Linked DNA regions of Homo sapiens: region 1 is linked to region 2. A link is a loop called in an ENCODE intact Hi-C map of the cell type or tissue named here. Cell type or tissue: PC-9. All regions are shown on one strand. Each heading gives the region's core, and the rest is flanking DNA. Links, peaks and the distances in the headings are about the cores only. Region 1 overlaps BAG3 (BAG cochaperone 3). Region 2 has its middle 12 kb from the start of TIAL1.

Region 1 (4,384 bases), core at 1-4,000, 59 kb before region 2:
GCACAGGAATGGGAATGTAGCCTGGTCGGAGCTGGGGGTACACAGGGTGGCCTTCCCTAGCAGGCGGCAGCCTAGAGCCCTCCCGGGAAGGGCCATTGGCAGAGGATGGAGTCTCCTGAAATAAAAAGTGGAGAAACACAGGCTGGTTAGAAACTGGGAAGTGAACCCTCCTGGCAGAGGAAACACTGTGGCGCTTGGCATTGTGATCTTCCCGAGTGACTTGGGCCTCAAAGCGTCAGCCAGCTCCCAGCCCCTGTACCCTCCAAACCCCCCACCCCATAGAGGTTGCTATTTGGCCAACAGTTTAGGAATTAGGGGCATCAGGAGAAAGCCAAAAGTATCTGTTAAGCAAAGGAAAGGTCCCAATTCTCCAAACTGGTAAGACAGGTTTCTTTTCTGGGTGACTGAGGGAAGCGGTGAGTGTAGGAGAGCTGCCCATGCCCGCATTTTCAGAGACCCGGATCAGAAGATGAGCTCCAGGAGCAGGGGTCAGCTCCAACCTCTACATTACAGCAAGCGTCTCTGTTTCCAAAAAGGCCCTCACATTTCCCAGCAATATAGAGCTTGTACTGGGCCCAAACACAGGACACAGTTTGGGAATCTTTACAGAGAAGTGGGCTGGGGAGCGAGGGCTGCCTCCTCAGGAGTATTGTTAGAACAATTTGCAGGAAGGGGAAGGACAGGGATGCAGAGGCAGCATAGGGAGAGAGGGGCACCCAGGGTTAACTGTGTCGCCTAACGATGCCAACTGACAAAGATTCTCTGCTTGACCAAATCTTAGGCTTCCGAAGCATCTCCTAGGCCCATCTGTGCACTTCCTTGTAAAGTCAAGTTTTAGCAAAAGACACTGCTAAGTCAGTTTAGCCAGAAACCCCCTCCCCAGCCTCACTATCTGATCAGCTTCCACAGCCTCCAGGTGCTGTCTAATCACCCTGGCCTGTCTTCGGCAAGAATCCTGTTTGGTCAGCATAGCCAGAAACACCCTTAGCCCTGATGTTTCCTCTTCTAATTTTCCATCCACACTGCTCCTTGACTATAAATTCCCAATCGCCCGTGTTGTATTTGAAGTTGTGCCCAGTCTCTACCCATGACTGCACGACCCCACTGCCGTGGTCCCTGTGCCTATCTTGATGGCCCCGAATAAATCTTCCTGACTGTGCTTTAACAAGTATCACTGAAGAACTTTTTCTTCAACGCAACAGAGCCTGCTTGGGCAAGGAGCAGTTGGGGTCCTTCTCTTATGTCCTCTCTTGAAGTTCTCCCTTCAGTGGCCTGGCTATTTTGGGACCCTTGAGAAGGCCAAGTTCCAGATGTACCACAGGAAAGATCTTATTTCAGACAACAAGGCTGGCCAGTCACTCACTGGGCAATGCCATCTCTCAGCAAGCTGGGCTGCGCAACAGAAGTCCTAACAGTCCCCGAGCACCGAGGGTCCTTTCCCAGGAGGGGAGCTACTGATAAGTGTCATTTGCATATATCTGTGTAAGGCAACTCTTAAGAAGGGGAGTGATCTTTCCTGACGAAGGCAGCTGTCTGCACGGCGAACAAACGCCAAAGGCTAACAATCTATGAGCTTGCAGGGGACAATCTCTACTGCTGCGGAATCAATCAAAAGTAAGGACAGATACTGAGGGCTGCTCTGCACTTTGAGAGAACAGACCATTAATTCTGTGATGTTTCTATTTGTGTGCAGGCGTGGGCACCAGGTGGCTGACCCTGGTTTAGCCCTTTCAGGCCCATCAACTGCCTCCCTCCTGCTGAGACCCTGCCCTTGGAGGGCCTCCAGCACACAGGAAAGGCATGGGTGTCACTGTGTCCTTGGGGACATGGGCAGACAGGCATTCTCAGATTAGAACAGCCACGTGCTCAGGGCGGCGGCATTACATTAGCCTGCTTAACTCTCAGGTCACCCAAGAGCAGGAGCAGGTCCAGGCCTCACATTCAGAGCTGAATTCCTGCCGTGAGATGGCCCTGACAGGGAGCCAGCAAGAGGCGCTGAAGAAACCCTCTGCTACTCAGTGTTGAGTCATAACGTGCCTGTGGGCATTCTGTCCACTCACTGAGGTCCTCCTCCTTCCAGCCGAAATCGGAGCCTGCATTAGTCCTGCAGTGTCATTTTTGCTGGCTGCCCAGGGGCTCATTGTTTCTTCCCAGCCACGCACAAAAGCCTCAACCATCTGCACACTCCACACAGCAGGGACCAGCAGTGAGCAAACCCTCATCCACCACCTGGGGGAACATCCTGCCACCCGCTGAGGAGTCCTATGGGGTTACCAAACCAGCAAGGGGCACTCCCTGCCAACAGGGGCTTAGAAGATGGGCTAAGGGGGCAGGAAACAAACAAGAAGCAGAATTACTTGGAAAGCACGGAGGCCCTGAGGGATGGGGAAAGGCACAGGCTCTTCCAGGGTAGACGCTGCCCTAGGTAGGGTCTAAGTGTGATTCGTACCTCTATTTCTAACAGTTCTGTGAGCTTGGGTAATTCTCTTACCTCTGTAAGCCTTCGCTTCCTTTTCTAGAAAACGGAGCTAGCCAACACCTGCCCTGGAGAAATGTTGTGAGGTTTTATAAGGGCATATCAAGAGGGATGCCCGGAAGACTGGCAATAAATGTGAGTTTCTCCCTAAATACGCACAAAATTATGCTTTTCAGACTCCAAAGTGTCAAAGGAATCAAAAGTGAAGGATAGGGCCAGGCACGGTGGCTCAAGCCTGTAATACCAGCACTTTGGGAGGCTAAGGCGGGCAGATCACCTGAGGTCAGGAGTTCAAGACCAGCCTAACCAACATGGTGAAACCCCATCTCTACTAAAAATACAAAGATTAGCTGGGCATGGTGGGGGGCACCTGTAGTCCCTGCTATTCAGGAGGCTGAGGCAGGAGAATCACCTGAACCCCGGAGGCAGAGGTGGCAGTGAGCTGAGATCATGCCACTGTACTCCAGCCTGGGCAATAGAGCAAGACTTTGTCTCAAAAAGAAGAAAAAAAAGAAAAAGTGAAGTACAAAGTGAATCGATGGTGCTAGAAACCAGAATGGTGGTCACTTCTGGAGGAGATGGTAGTGGCTGGGAAGGGTCTCGAAAGAGCTTTCTGAGGTGATGGGAATATTCTCTTTTTCTGGGCAGTGGTAAATGGGTGTATGGCTGTGTAAAACTCCATCAAACCCCCACACTGCCCACTCTGCCACATCCCACCCACACTCTCTGGTTTTAACTGGGAGAGCTGCTGATCCCAACCCCTTATAGCCAGACCCTTCCAGGGCTTGGAGTCCTCAGACAGGCCTTGAGGAGATGCAGCTCCTCCTGGGGGAAGCCCCTGGATCCAGAAAGCCCTTGAGCCAGCCACGAGCTGAGCACCTCATGCATCTCGCTGAGCACCTCGTGCATCTCGCTGAGCACCTCGTGCATCTCGCTGAGCACATTTTGTGCCTCCATTGAAAAAGAGAAGGGGAATAAGACAGGAGAGAGAGGGAGGAAGGAAAAACAACTCTGTCTGCACACAAGACTGTGACAGCAGAGACTGCTTGCTGGAGCCAATATTCAACCTTTCCAGAGACATGGCTTGGTCCACGGGGAAGGAATGTGGTCACTGCAGGCAGGGGCAGTGGTGTCAGAAGAGTGGTGGGAAGCAGTGGCAAGGGGCAGGCTTGGGGGTCAGTGCTGAGCTGAGGGAGATGAGGCTAGAGACCAGGGGCCAGGCTGGAAGTGGGGGCTGAGGTCCACCCTTCTGAGTGTTCCAACCATCACAGGAGATGCCTCAGCAAGACAGAGGGACTGGAAAGGAGAAGCCAGGACATGCTGGGAAGTGAAGAAGGACGTCAGGGAGGAGGAGATGAGCACAAAGCAGGGCAGAGGGCCTGGAGGGTAAAGGGCACCCAGAAAAATGAGAGGCATGTGGGGGGAAGGGGAAAGGTCTCCACCGTGCGTGAGGTCCACTGAACAGGCCAAGCCTGCCGGCACAGCTGGAAAGCAGAGACGGTCAGGACAGGCAAGGGCGGCCTGGCTGCTTCTCCAACAGTCCCGAGGTCTGTATTCCTGGGCTTGGGTGAATTAATGACCCATTTTTGCCATTTAATAAAAAACCAAGTGTCTCCTTGTGAGCACTGCATCTAAAAGACGTTCCAGGCTCCCCTTCTACTCTGGTGGGGTTTTGTTTAAAAAAAAACAACAACAACAAAAAATTGCTTTAAATAAAAAAAACATGAATTTCACAAAATAGGCAATTAAACACTTCTACATGAATGAATAATTCCAATGAAAAATGAAACTCCCACCCGTAATGAGGTCTATGCCAGGAATGCTGATGCCACATTCTAATGTTCCCATCCACTATCATTAGGGTCACAACAGCAAATGCTTCCGCTTTTACTAAGTAAAAAACACCAC
Region 2 (4,385 bases), core at 316-4,315:
AGTTCACTCATCTTCTCAATATCTGCATCAAATTTGGTGTTTAACCATTATGTTTGTTTAAACAATTGTTTTACATTTTTAAAGTTTCATTTCTTTTTCAAATCTTGCCTTTGGCCAAGTGCAGTGGCTCACGCCTAATTCCAGCACTTTGGGAGGCTGAGATGGGAGGATTACTTGAGGCCAGAAATTTGAGACCACCCTGGCCAATACAGTGAGATTCCCTGTGGCTACAGAAAATTAGCCAGGTGGTTGGGTGCGGTGGCTGACGCCTGTAATCCTAGCACTTTGAGAGTCTGAGGCAGGCAGATCATCTGAGGTCAGGAGTTTGAGACCAGCCTGACCATGGTGAAACCCCATCTCTACTAAAAATACAAAAAAAATTAGCTGGGTGTGGTAGCACCTGCCTATATAGTCCCAGCTACTTGGGAGGCTGAGGCAGGAGAATTGCTTGAACCCAGGAAGCAAAGGTTGCAGTGAGCCGAGATCACACCATTGCACTCCAGCCTGGGCAAGAGAATGAGACTCTGTCTCAAAAGAAAAAAAAAAAAGTGCTCATGTAATTCAATAATAAATACAATTGTCTGGGCACAACGACTCATGCCTGTAATCCCAGCACTTTGGGAAGCCAAGGGTGGGAGGACTGCAGGCAGTTTGAGACCAGCTTGGGTAACATGGCAAGACCTCTATCTCTGAAAAAAATACAAAAATTAGCTGGGCGTGGTGGCACGCACCTGTAATCTCAGCTACTGGAGGGCTGAGATGGGAGGATCACTTGAGCCCAGGAGGTAGAGGTTGCAGAGAGCCATGATTGCACCACTGCACTCCAGCTTGGGCATCAGAGCAAGACCCTGTCTCAAAATAAATAAATATAATTGTGATAAATTAGTATTTTAAATAAGAAAATATTAGAAGCACAAACTCAGAACCTCTGGAGGCGAAACAGATGAGAGAGATGGAACATACAGATATCAAGTGTGGGTGACTTATTCATTCTTAGGTTGGGTGGTGAATTCCTAAGAATTCAATTTATTCTTGACAATGTCATATGATATATATACATCATATATCATTTTATATATTTATATATATATATGAGTAACATATTACCTCTTGTTTTGAAATAGCATTTTGTTTAGGGGAATCAGAAAGGCCCATATTCAGTCAGACACAGTGACTCATGCCTGTAATCCCCGCACTTTGGGAAGCTGAGGTGGGCAGATCACTTGAGGTCAGAAGTTCGAGACCAGCCTGGCCATCATGGCGAAACCCCCAACTCAACTAAAAATATAAAAATTAGCTGGGTGTGGTGGTGCACACCTGTAGTCCCAGCTACATGGGAGGCGGAGACAGGAGAATCGCTTGAACCCGGGAGGCAGAGGTTGCAGTGAGCCGAGATTGTGCCATTGCATTCCAGCCTGGGTAACAAGAGTGAAACTCCATTTCAAAAAAAAAAAAAAGAAAGAAAGAAAGAAAGAAAGAAATGGCCATATTCTACCTCCGGCCAGTCACGTCTACCTAGACCTAGTTCCAAAGCAGGCAATGGAGGGTAAATGGAAGGCCAGCCAAGGGATTGTGGAGTGTTCCTCCAAATCCCACTAGAGAGAGTGGATAGGCTGGGCTGGACCCACAGCTGCCCTCTGTGTCTGAGTTGATCAAGCTGTGAGGTCTGTGTACAGGTTCCAAGGTTGAAGGTTTACTTCCCTGATGCTCAGATTTGAGTCTCAGATGCTGGTCTGTGATATGGGACAAGTCAGTTTCACAGGGATCCATCATCATCTGGAAGAATGGATGCAGAGAGCAAGAGCAAGAACAAGACAGCCCCTGGAGCCAAGGCAAAGCTGGTGCAGGTCTCGGGAGGAGAAGGGAGAATGAGAATGCTCGCTCTCCAGTGAGGGTGCCAGCTGCCCTTCAGTGCTCCTGTGAGGTGGCATCAGGGGATCCAGGGAGGAGAACCACACCCTTATCCGAGGTCCCTTTTACTCAGTAACTGTCCAGTGGCCAGTGTAGCCCACTTCAGAGAAGCTCCCCTTAACTTGGGGGTGAAATCAGGCGTGGGGTGGGAGGAGGACGGGAAGGGGCCCTGTATTCCTGCTCCTGGAGGACAGCCTGCTTCAAACAACGCAGTTCCCGTTTAACATTTTAAAAATCAAATTAACACAGTTCCTGGAGCCTAATACGTGTTCCCTTGCTTCCTTTCCCTTCCCTTCAAGGAGCCTACCTTCTCTAGGATGAAGAACTTACCCAAATCTTTTAATCACGACAGGTATCGAGGTGCCCTTATTCCCGGCGGGGCCAGCAGGTTGGAGGCTGTCTCCTTAGGGACAGAGCTCCCTCTGCTGTCTCACCAGCCGCAGCCTTCAGGATGCAGAACAGAGCCCATCCCACGGCGACATCAGCTTCAAATAATTGTCATAATAACCTGTGACAATCTGCTTTTCATAGAGGACAATTGTCTGTTGATATGTAGCTTAATAGTGGTAATATGGAGTATGGCAAAGGCTGGAGAATCAGCCAGGGCCCTGTGCAGCAGTGACCTTTGGTGTGCTTCTTAATTTCCTTGAGCCTCACTTCTCTTGTCTTTAAAGTGGATATAATGGATCCGCGTATCAGTCAGGGTCCAGTGAGGAAAACAGAAATTATGGTACAGATGCTCCCCTGCTTATGGGTTTATCGGGATGCTCCACCTCCCGATAAACCCATTGAACATTGAAAATATCCTATGTAGGAATTCAACTTTCAGTATTTTCAACTGGGTTATCCCCATATAACCTCATTGTAAGTTGAGGCGTGTCCTGAATGCTATTGCTTTTGCACCATCGCAAAGTTGAAGAATCATAAGTGGGGCGCTGTGTGTAGTTGTTTTTTTGTTTTTTGTTTTGTTCGTTTGTTTTTTTGAGACAGTCTCGCTCTGTTGCCAGGCTGGAGTACAGTGGTGCCATCTCAGCTCACTGCAACCTCCACCTCCTGGGTTCAAGCAATTCTTGTGCCTCTCAGCATGCTGAATAGGGCTCTGGCTGATGAAGTAGGTGAGGCCCGGGGAGCCTCTATAGGGATGCGAGAACTTATCCCAAGGGTAATGGGAATCACTTGCAGAATTTTTCTTTTTTTTTTTTTTTTTTGAGACGGAGTCTCACTCTGTCACCCAAGTTGGAGTGCAATGGCGCGATCTCGGTTTACTGCAACCTCCACCTTGCGAGCTCAAGCGATTCTCGTGCCTCAGTCTCCTGAGTAGCTGGGATTACAGGCGCCCACCACCATGCACGGCTAATTTTAGTATTTTTAGTAGAGACGGGGTTTCGCCATGTTGGCCAGGCTGGCCTCAAACTCCTGACCTCAAATGGTCGGCCTGCCCTGGCCTCATGTGTATGTTATTATGACCCTGTAACTGCTATCTACAGCTGAGCCAAATAATGCAACATAATCACTTTTCCTTTCCTATATAACTTTCATCTTAAAGAGTTAGTAAATTTCGGCCGGGCATGGTAGCTTACGCCTGTAATCCCAGCACTTTGGGAGGCCGAGGTGGGCGGATCACGAGGTCAGGAGATCAAGACCATCCTGGCCAACACGATGAAACCCCCGTCTCTACTAAAAAAAAAAATACAAAAATTAGCTGGGCCTGGTGGCAGGCTCCTGTAGTCCCAGCTACTCCGGAGGCTGAGGCAGGATAATGGCGTGAACCCAGGAGGCCCAGCTTGCAGTGAGCGAGATCACACCACTGCACTCCAGCCTGGGTGACAGAGCGAGACTCCATCTCAAAAAAAAAAAAAAGGAGAGTTAGTAAATTCCTTATTTTCTGTTCACTTGGTTTTCTAGGTACTTATTATTAAGATATCCCCAAATTATCCCTCAGTTGTTTGCTTTCCTTTCAGTAAGATCAAATAAATTAGGTATTCTTTAAATTTAATCTTCTTAAAGAAATCTCCATCACAGCCTTTTAAAAAGTAGTGGTGCTGGGCGCGGTGGCTCACGCCTGTAATCCCAGCACTTTGGGAGGCCGAGGCGGGCGGATCACGAGGTCAGAAAATCGAGACCATCCTGGCTAACACAGTGAAACCCTGTCTCCACTAAAAATACAAAAAAATTAGCCGGGCATGGTGGCACATGCCTGTAGTCCCAGCTACTTGGGAGGCTGAGGCAAGAGAATCACTTGAACCCGGGAAGCAGAGGTTGCAGTGAGTTGAGATTGCACTACTGCACTCTAGCCTGGGTGACAGAGCGAGACTCTGTCTCAAAACAAATAAAAAATAAATAAAAAATAAAAAAGTAGTGGTAAAATACATATAAGATAAAATTTACCATTTTAATCCCTTTTAAGTGTATAGTTCAGTGGCTTAAGCACATTCCCACTGCTGTGCAACCATCACCACCATCCATTTCCAGAA

The links. A loop is a pair of places that touch in the nucleus more often than their neighbours do. Peaks named below come from ENCODE experiments on the same cell type or tissue, not always from the same donor. Only the 100,000 strongest peaks of a DNase experiment are listed, where the experiment ranks them.
Region 1: a loop joins it to region 2, with 4 times the contacts of the local background. A loop is called at or near these places in 62 of 110 quality-filtered maps.

What each region holds. Positions count from the first base shown.
Region 1 is chr10:119,665,582-119,669,965 of GRCh38, reverse strand. BAG3 (BAG cochaperone 3) reads right to left here. Exons shown (of 4, transcript NM_004281.4): 2 at 1-115. Among named protein-coding and RNA genes, the nearest start is that of BAG3, 16 kb to the right of the region's middle. RefSeq lists a silencer at 1,424-1,605 and an enhancer at 3,684-4,237. In PC-9, for the core only: no CTCF peak of the experiment used is centred there; a DNase peak (open chromatin) is centred at 2,055; H3K4me3 peaks cover 732 bases; H3K27ac peaks cover 4,000 bases.
Region 2 is chr10:119,606,460-119,610,844 of GRCh38, reverse strand. No RefSeq gene overlaps it. Among named protein-coding and RNA genes, the nearest start is that of TIAL1, 12 kb to the right of the region's middle. In PC-9, for the core only: a CTCF peak has its summit at 2,332 (motif pointing left); no DNase peak of the experiment used is centred there.